Linked DNA regions of Homo sapiens: region 2 is linked to region 1. Evidence: chromatin contacts called from ENCODE Hi-C or POLR2A ChIA-PET data. All regions are on one chromosome and are shown on one strand. The core of a region is the stretch at or near the end of the contact, and the rest is flanking DNA. Distances in the headings are between cores, read along the strand shown. Region 1 overlaps NT5C2 (5'-nucleotidase, cytosolic II). Region 2 holds the start of PCGF6 (polycomb group ring finger 6).

What was found. Hi-C counts contacts between places; a loop is a spot of excess contacts on that map. ChIA-PET counts read pairs that join two places held with the same protein, here RNA polymerase II (POLR2A). Pooled maps may share reads with other maps.
Region 2: a pooled map shows a loop between it and region 1 (3-fold over the local background). The contact joins the promoter of PCGF6 here to the enhancer-like site in region 1. A Hi-C loop is called at or near these places in 5 of 37 single-sample maps with no recorded cell type and 4 of 50 pooled maps. POLR2A ChIA-PET finds 5 or more read pairs at or near these places in 3 of 52 experiments (Caco-2, H1 and HEK293T).

What each region holds. Positions count from the first base shown.
Region 1 is chr10:103,108,357-103,113,340 of GRCh38, forward strand. The region is part of intron 4 of NT5C2 (5'-nucleotidase, cytosolic II); the gene reads right to left. Among named protein-coding and RNA genes, the nearest start is that of NT5C2, 82 kb to the right of the region's middle. Within about 2 kb of position 2,987, at least 3 of the 41 ENCODE cell types and tissues checked have a DNase peak (open chromatin) inside an H3K27ac peak, as active enhancers do.
Region 2 is chr10:103,349,082-103,354,065 of GRCh38, forward strand. It overlaps PCGF6 (polycomb group ring finger 6), which reads right to left and starts at 2,059. Exons shown (of 10, transcript NM_001011663.2): 1 at 1,626-2,059. The coding sequence starts at 1,985. RefSeq lists an enhancer at 1,287-1,792 and a silencer at 1,958-2,187.

The DNA of each region.
Region 1 (4,984 bases), core at 1,737-4,236:
AACTATTATTATTATAGTTCTTCCATCTACTATTAACATCTTTAGCTTTTGGCGCAAACTGATTTTTCATTGCAATTAGTCTACCTATCCAAGTTGGTGCTAATACTTTAATGAGTGTGATTCAACTTTCCCTTTCCAAAAACAATCCTTTAGAATATTTCTGGAAATATATAACAGTAATACTAGTTGCCACGTAGGAAAGGAACTGAGTGGCCTTTAAGAGACAGGGAAGGAAACTGTCATGTACTTCTTGTACCTTTAAAACTTACATTAATGTATATCTATTTTTAAAATTAAACTGAAGTTTTTAAAAAGCAAGCTGGGCTTTCAAAATCCTTTAATAAATATTTGTCAGATTTTAAAACCAGAAGCCTTTTAAGGTCTTTTGAGTCTCATCAGAACAATGCCAAAAGAAAAAAACCATCTTTATTTCTTTTGTTGTCACAAGGGTAATAATAATTTAATGCCAATGCTAACCCTGGCTAACTTTTTTTTTTCTTTTTCTTTTTCTTTTTTTCTGAGTCAGAGTCTCGCTCCATTGCCCAGGCTGGAGTGCAGTGGCCGTGATCTTGACTCACTGCAACCTCTGCCTCCCAGATTCAAGCGATTCTCATGACTCAGCCTCCCAAGTAGCTGGGATTACAGGTGCCCGCCACCACACCTGGTATTTTTAGTTGAGACGGGGGTTTCACCATGTTGGCCAGGCTGGTCTCGAACTCCTGACCTCAAGTGATCCGCCTGCCTCGGGCTCCCAAAGTGCTGCTATTACAGGCTGAGCCACCATGCCCAGCCATGGCTAACATTTTCAAAACTGGCTATATTACCTTCTTCCCCTTAAATCCTGCCTCATCCTCTCCCATCCCCCTAAAAAAAACTTGTTGAAGACTTAAGTGTGGAATTCCTAAATCTATATGATGTACACTGTGGATAAAAAAATAAAGTGCTATATACACTAATAGAGTAAGAGCTGGTGTATCATAAAACCATAAGGCATGGCACCTACTGTTGTAAATTTGTTATAAGTATAACCACTCTCACCTTACCCTCCTCAATGCCCCATGCTCCCACCCCAGTTGCAAGTAAATCTCATTTTAGTACAATCTCCATAAAACAAAAATTATTTCTCAATCCTAACCAAGGCCCCATTTATTTCAAACTGTATTTAATGAAATAAAGTTCCAGTATAGCTAAGTAATTTGGGTAATCTACTGACATTTATTCTTACAGGATTTGGTCCATATAAAATGTTTTCAATTGTTAATTTTTTCAGAAGGACAATTTGCTGGATATGCCTTAAGAGTGGGAGACAAAAAACAAACCTTAATTACTCCCACCCACACTCACCCCTAAATCAGCAATTTCTCCAGCTAGAGAAATTAGGTAACTATAGAGCAATGGAGTGACTATCGAGTAAAACCTATGTCTATGAGACAATTTGGATTTGAAGCACAAATTAATGTACTCATAATTTTCAGTGAAAAACAATACAGGAGAGAAAAAGTCTCAAATCCCCATTTTGACAGCACAAATCCTAGAATAGCAGAAAATAAAAACACTATACTTGCCACATTATATTTATTGGCAGGGCAGAATTTCCCAAGTGTTCAACCGAAGTGACTTTCTAGAAATTCCACCTATGGAAATACTTTAAATTTCCTTTTTCTCAATGAACTCAGAGTACTTCCTAAAAATATGATATATCTTCCCCATTTGCTGACGTGAAGTTATATAGCAAGTACAAACATCAGCTGAAGCCAAAATTTAGGTCTCTTTGAGTCTCCAAAAGCTCTTTGTAAGGCCAGGAGTGGTAACTCACACCTGTAATCCCAGCACTTACACCTGTAATCCCAGCACTTTGGGAGGCCGGGGCGTGTGGATCACTTGAGGTCAGGAGTTTGAGACCACCCTGGCCAATATGGCGAAACCCCGTCTCTACTAAAAACACAAAAATTAGCTGGGCGTGGTGGCTCGCACCTGCAGTCCCAGCTACTTAGGAGGCTGAGGCAGGAGAAATGCTTGAACCCAGGAGGCGGAGGTTGCAGTGATCCAAGACTGCACCACTGCACTCCAGTCTGGGCAACAGAGTGAGACTTCATCTCAAAAAGCAAACAAACAAAAGCTCTTTGTGATAGGGTATATATACTACCACTGCAAAAAGTGAATTTCTAGATTACATAAGCCATCAAAACTTAAGCTTGGGTGTTGAAACATACACTTCTCCCTCCAATTTTTTTCAACTAGTCCAAAATAAACTGCTCTACTCACAAGTGGGAATGGATTTAATAAAGAGAGTCCAAGTTCTACCCTGACAACACTATTTCATCAAGCTCTATTAATCAGTAAGACCTACAAGCTTATGAGAAAATGTCAGTTTTCCCAGATAATCACAAATGATTTTCCCAGATAATCATTTCAGCAACACAAACTCCTTGGTCATTAAATTATCTGCTATATAGTACAACCAAGGTTGGAGACGCAGAATTGCAGCCACACAGAGCATGAATTTAGATGTTTTATTCTAAGTGTCCCTCAGTGATAAACATATTTATTGTGACCTGGTGGCAAAAATTCCTGAAGCTAAGTACTGCCATTCCTTTAAAAATAAAAGTAAAATATAAAAAATAAAATTCCTTTTTTAATCAACCAGGCCCTACAAAGCCAGCCTCAGATATTTATAGGAAACCACATATATCTCCTCAGACTTAGAGCTTTATGCCTCTCCACAGCTGCAAAGGCTCTAATTTCAATTTCTCTCCCACAACTGTGGCAAGTAAATGATGCACAGCTTCAAGCTCAACTCTCACAATTGACTTTCTGTGGTTCCAAAACCCAGGCAATAGCTTCAGAGTAAACATAACTTCACACAATATCTGCTTATTTCTTCTCCCAGAAGGTACTCTGGCCTACCCCTAGTTACTCAATATCGGAAGACAAAGGAAGAAGCTATTTTAAGGGCTAGAGTCCCAAAAGGAGGACTGCTTCAGCCACTAGGACAGCACACAGTGTTCTCAGGTTACATAATTAGACTATAAAGAAAACAACCAACGCTTTGAAAGTTGAAGTTACTGAGAGCATTTAAAGATATTCTTTACTCCATAATCTGCAAGGAAAAAACAGTTCTTCAAAAAATAACTATGTTTTCAGGATGAAAGTTGTGGGCTCTGTTTTGAGTAGATGCTGTTCATACAAGATAGAATACATATTAAAGGACAAAGTCCCTTTGGAATGAGCAGAAAACTTTCTGCAGAGAAGTTTGGAATTCTCATGCACTTTTTACCATTGCCACCAAGACACACTATGTAGTAATTTATAGATTTAGAAAAATAAAGGGCAAACCTCTACAGAGGTTCCAGCCTAGCAGAGTGCTGCTGCCAAAATGAGAACTCACATGAGGCAGATGCAGATGCAGTGTGTGTCACTCCAGTCTTGAAGGAGTTACACTGGCTCTCCTGTTAAAAAACAAAAAGCAACAAAACAAAACAAAAACAAAAACAAAAGCTGGTTTTAAAACTGTTGTGATGGGCTGGAACAGAGAGATACCATTTGGAAATTGGTATTTACAGGAGTTACTACTGCCCTCCAATTTAGAAGCCTCTGACCATCACTAAAATTAGCCTAATTGGCCATAACAAAACAAGGGTATTGAAGATAAGCCTAAGTATTATTGTGTATTATTTACTTTTCTGGCACCCTGAGTCTGGAATACAAGCCAAGTCTGATCCTAAAATGTTAAGTCGAAAGACAAACAGAAAAATAAGTCTATTGGTCTTAGTTTATTTTCTCTAGCACATTTCAGGCTAACACGATAGAAACTGAATACAGCTGGCAAATGGTGTTTAAAATTAAACTATGGGTAGTGAAACAGACTGAATAAAGGATACAAATACCAGAGTGGCCTCATCTTGCTTCCAAGTACCCATTTTAGCTGAGTCTACCTATACCTAACTACTAGGTTAGTCATTATCAAGATTCTAGTCATCATTATCAAGATGACTAGAATCAACTGCACACTGCTAAAAATCTAACCAGATATCTAAATTTGGAATGGAAGGAAATTTTTAAATTTTGATTGTCAGTGGAAATCTGCCCTTAGTAAGCCAATTTATACTCTATAAAGTTAAAAGAAACTACCTAGTCTAGTAAAATAACTGAGTTGAAGATACATAATCCATTAAATATACTGACACTTTAAAGATATGCATTATGTTTAACTTTATAGGGAGTCATTTTCCCTAGAGACATTTAGGTTTTTGAAAACATGTCACTGGGCTCCTCCAATTCTTGGATTTTTGGGGTACTCAACCGAAGAGCAGAAATGACCAGATGCAATGTCTAAAAGTCCTAAAAGCATTACAACACTACCAACAGTCACAATGAAAACCAAAAATGCAACCCAACCACCCAAGAATAGTCATTTGCTTTTATGTTATAAGAATGATCAACATCAACATGCTCATCTATTTAGCTGTAGGCTACATGATGTTGGTTCTCTAAGCCTCTAACTAGAAAAGGTGATAACGCACATTTTTCTCTGAGAAAATTTTAAGTGAGATCTTTCCAATTATCATATAAACAAATGCCCAAGGACTTTTTTCCATTTTCCAAAACTATATGAAAATCCTCCTAACACATTAAATAGACACAGGCAAAAATCCTATCTCTAACCTAAGAGATCACAAATGACCTAAAAAAGATATTTTCATATCTTTCTAAATTTTCAAAGCAAATTTCCTAAAATGGCCTCAATTTTAATTTACTTAAAACAGCTAGATATCATAGCAATACTTTTAGTAATACAAAGTAAAACACATTCCCAAATAACTAGATGTGTAAATAAGTAAAGTGGAGTTTGAGCAACTGCCAATTTCAGTTTATTGCAAGCAAATGCAAAATTAAATGGTAATTAAGAGTTATTTGTTTAAAAAATACTAAGAATATTAGAAGAATATTTTTAAATAAAATGAAAAAAATACCTACTTCAAAA
Region 2 (4,984 bases), core at 809-3,308, 240 kb after region 1:
TCTGTAGCCCAAGCTGAGTGCAGTGATGTCATCTCGGTTCACTGCAACCTCCGCCTCCTGGATTAAAGCGATTCTCCTGTCTCAGCCTCCCGAGTAGCTGGGATTACAGGCGCGCACAACCACGCCTGGCTAATTTTTGTATTTTTAGTAGAGATGGGGTTTCACCATGTTGGCCAGGCTGGTCTCGAACCCCTGGCCTCAGGTGATCCACCCGCCAAGGCCTCCCAAAGTGCTAGGATTACAAGCATGAGCCACCGCGCTCAGTCCACCTTCTTCAAAACCTTAAACCATAATCTCAAAATGTCATTGCAACATGGAAACATACACCTCCAACCCATTAAAAGACTACTGAAAGTTACAATAATAACACAATATAAATTATTGTTTCTTTCTTTCCGTTTTTTTTTTTTTTTTTTTGAGAGGGAGTCTGCCTCTGTCGCCCAGACTGGAGTGCAGCGGCAAGATCTCGGCTCACTGCAACCTCCGCCTCCCAGATTCAAGTGATTCTCCTACCTCAGCCTCCTGAGTAGCTGAGATTACAGGCGCGTGCCACCACGCCCCGCTACTTTTTGTATTTTCAGTAGAGAAGGGGTTTCACCGCTTTGGTCAGGCTGAACTCCTGACCTCGTGTTTCGCCTGCCTCGGCCTCCCAAAGTGCGGGGATTATAGGCGTGAGCCACACCGCGCCCAGCCAAATTATTGTTTCAAAAGGATCTTTACGCTGGGCGCAGTGGCTCACGCCTGTAATCCCAGCACTTTGGGAGGCCGAGGCGGGCGGATCACGAGGTCAGGAGATCGAGACCATCCTGGCTAACACGGTGAAACCCCGTCTCTACTAAAAATACAAAAAATAAGCCGGGCGTGGTGGCGGGCGCCTTGTAGTCCCAGCTACTCTAAAGGCTGAGGCTGGAGAATCGCTTGAACCTGGGAGGCGGAGGTTGCAGTGAGCCGAGATCGCGCCACTGCACTCCAGCCTGGGCGACAGAGCGAGACTCCGTCTCAAAAACAAAACAAAACAAAACAAAACAAAAGGATCTTTACTGCCTAGTAAGCAGTAGCTTCAATAATTATACAGGACAGGCAACGTGGCTCACGCATGTAATCTTTCGGAAGGCCAGAGAGGGAGAATCTCTTGAACCCAGGAGTTCGAGAACAGCCTGGGAACATAGGGAGCCCTCCTCGCTACAAAAAAAAAAAAAAATGTTTAATTAGCCCGGCGTGGTGGCGCGTGCCTGTAGTCCCAGCTACTCCGGAGGCTGAGGCGGGAGGATCGCCTGAGGCCAGGAGTTGGAGGCTGCAGTGAGCCATGGTCGCGCCACTGCACTCCAGCCTGGGAGACCCTGTCTCAAAATAATTATAATTATTAACAGAACGAATGAGTTGGACTCGCAGAGCCTAAGTGACCTGCAAGAACTTCACAAAATAAGCGGGTAAAGACCCAGGCCGGGCCGGAGGCCTGTCGGCGCCACACGCCTAGGCAGCCGGGGCAGAGGTCGGGGGAGGTCCGCTCCAGTGCTCCGCGCGGCGGCGGCGCACTAGGATCGGGCCGGCGCCCGGCAGACGAGGGCCAGCTACGTCCCTGACGCCGCTTGGGCCCAGCGGGGTCGCGCGGGGGCTCTAAATACCTCCTCCTCGTCCTCCGAGTCCTGCCGGCCTCCCTCCAGCCTCAACGAGAAGTGACTCATGTCCTCCTCCTCCTCCTCTTCTTCCTCCTCCAGCTCCTCTTCTTCTTCCAACTCCTCGTCCTCGTCCTCGAAGCGGCCTCTGAAGCGGCCCAGGCTGCGCTCCGGCTCCAGCTCAGGGGGCCGGGAGCCGGAGCAGCCGGGAGCCCCCGTCTCAGACAGAGGCGCCGGTCCCTCCTCACCCGCTGCGGGTGCAGGGGTGAGGGCGGGCGGGGAGACAGGAGGCGGAGGCGGCAAGGCTGCAGCTCCCTCGGTTTTGGCAGCGCCTACGCTGCCCGCCGTCACCACCGCGACCCCCTCCATGGTCGGGAGAGACACCAGGCGAGGCGAGGCGGCGGGAGAGCGCGGGAGTTCGGCCGGCCTCGGACGCCACCACTGCGCAGGCGCGGCAGCCTGAGGGGCTCGCCGGGAAATGTGGTTTAGCGGCCCTCACCTCCGCGGGGCGCAAACCCTGCAGCTCCGGGGCAGGCTGCGGGGCGCGCGGGCCGCACTTTAAAGGAATCTCACCAGATTTTCTCCTTGGAAGGGGACGCTCTCTTCGCCGCCTTTTAAAAACAGCAAAATTGCTACCGTTCCAAGCAACAATATTCTGTTTGCATCACCTAATTCACAGAGCACTGAACTAGGTAGCATGTGACGTTGCATCACAAATAATAATCATTTCCACTTGAGTACCAATTATGCATTTCCTCTGTGGCAAATCACCTCCATCCAAGATTATTTCCCTTAGGAAGTATAAAGTTCCTGTTCTGAAGTATGTACGTTTATTTATTTTAAGGAATTATATAGTGTATTGATACAAGGTGAAAATCTAATCACTACTCAAAGATCATCCATGTCACCCCATCCCATAAAGCCCATTATATTGAATTCGAAAAGCTTTTTTTTTTTTTTTTTGAGACAGTTTCGCTCTTGTCGCTCAGGCAGGAGTGCAGTGGCGCTCACTTGCAACCTCCGCCTCCCGGGTCCAAGCGATTCTGCCTCAGGCTCCCAAGCAGCTGGGACTACTGGCGCCTGCCACCACGCCCAGCTAACTTTTGTATTTTCAGTAGAGACAGGGTTTCACCATGTTGACCAGGCTAGTCTCAAACTTCTGATCTCAGGTGATCCACCCGCCTCAGCCTCCCAAAGTGTTGGGTTACAGGCCTGAGCCAGGGCGCCGGGCCCAACAAACATTTATTGAGGGCCTACTGTAGCAGAAACTCAGACCCACCCAGGTACAACCCACCCCATTGCCCAATTTTATTAAGAGAGGTTTGGAGTTGGCTTAACATTATTCTTGCTAGTCCGGGCGCGGTGGCTCACACCTGTAATCCCAGCACTTTGGGAGGCCGAGGCGCGCAGATCATGAGGTCAGGAGTTCAAGACCAGCCTAGCCAACATGGTGAAACCCCGTCTCTACTAAAAATACAAAAATTAGCTGGGCATGGTGGCGCGTGCCTGTAATCCCAGCTACTTGGGAGGCTAAGGCAGAAGAATCACTTGAGCCCAGGAGGCGGAGCTTGCAGTGAGCTAAGATCGTGCCACTGCACTCCAGCCTGGGCTACAGAGTGAGACTCCATCTCAAAACAAAACAAAACAAAACAAAACAAAACAAAAAACAAAAAAACCATTATCCTTGCTAAGATAATGCCAGCTAATGTCACGATGCCTGCAAGAAAGATTCGGGAAGTCAAATGCTCCTAATCAAATAATGCCTGGCAAAGTCACATTTAAGAGCTGAATGTGACCAGGCACAGTGGCTCCCGCCTGTAATCCCAGCACTTTGGGAGGCTGAGGCAAGCGGATTGCCTGAGGTTGGGAGTTAGAGACCAGCCTGACCAACATGGAGAAACCCCATCTCTACTAAAAATACAAAATTAGCCGGGCATGGTGGCGCATGCCTGTAATCCCAGCTACTCGAGAGGCTGAGGCAGGAGAATCACTTGAACACAGACGAGGTGGAGGTTGCGGTGAGCCGAGATCACACCACTGCACTCCAGCCTGGGCAACAAGAGCAAGACTCCATCTCAAAAAAAAAATAAATTTTAAAAATATGGCCAAGCGAGGTGGCTCATGCCTGTAATCCCAATGCTTTGGGAGGCTGAGTTGGGCGGGTAACGAGGTCAGGAGTTTGAGACCAGCCTGACCAACATGGTGAAACTCCATCTCTACTAAAAATACGAAAATTAGCCGGGCATGGTGGTGCACACTTGTAATCCCAGCTACTCAGGAGGCTGAGGCAGGAGAATCACTTGAACCCGGGAGGCGAAGGTTGCAGTGAGCCGAGATCGCACCACTGCACCCCAGCCTGGGCGACAGAGTGAGACTCCGTCTCAAAAAATTAAAATACAATAAAATAAAATAAAATAGCTGAATGTGTGCCAGGGGTGGTAGCTCATTGCCAGCCTGGGCGCCAGAGCGAGACCCGGTCTAACAACAACAAAAAAAAGAAAATGCTGAATGTGTTGTCTAGGGAATTGATGAGGAAATCAAGTCATGGTGTTTCCTTGGGGAACAGTGAACCAAGTTAAGTATTCCCATTGCTTCTGGACCAGACCCCACCTCTCCTTCTCCAGTCCCAACGTCTGGTCAAGTTTGAGATACTGAAGTCTGCAAGACCCAAGAAGGAATGGAAGGAAGAAAATGTCTTCTAAAACATGGAGGAGGTGTAGACTCCAGAGGGCTGGAAATAAAAACGACTATAGTATTGAAAAAGAGTGCCTCAAGTGGATGTTGGTGGAGCTCTACAGTAATTCCACATAGTCAGAGTTCAAGAACAGCCTGGGCAACACAGTGACAGCTCATCTCAAAAACAAAAACAAAACATGCAATCCAATTTCAAAATGGACAAAGAATCTGAATAAACATTTTTCCAAAGAGACTATATCAATAAGCATAAGAAAAGATGGTCAACATCATAAGTCTTCAGGGAAATGCAAATCAAAATTACAATAATATGCTAGTTCACCCTATTAGGTTTTTTTTTTTTTTTTTTTGAGACAGAGTCTCGCTCTGTTGCCCAGGCCAGAGTGCAGTGGCATGATCTCGTCTCACTGCCACCACTGACTCCTGGCTTCAAGCAGTTCTCGTGCCTTGGCCTCTCAGTAGCTAGGACTACAGAAGTATGCCACCACACCCAGCTATTTTTTGTAGACATGTGGTTTTGCCATGTTGGTCAAGCTGGTCTCGAGCTCCTGACCTCAAGTGATCCATCTGCCTCTACCTCCCAAAGTGCTGGGATTACAGGTGTGAGCCACTGTGCCCGGCCTACTTCACCCATTAGGATGGCTATAATAATAAACAGATAATAAAAAGTTTTG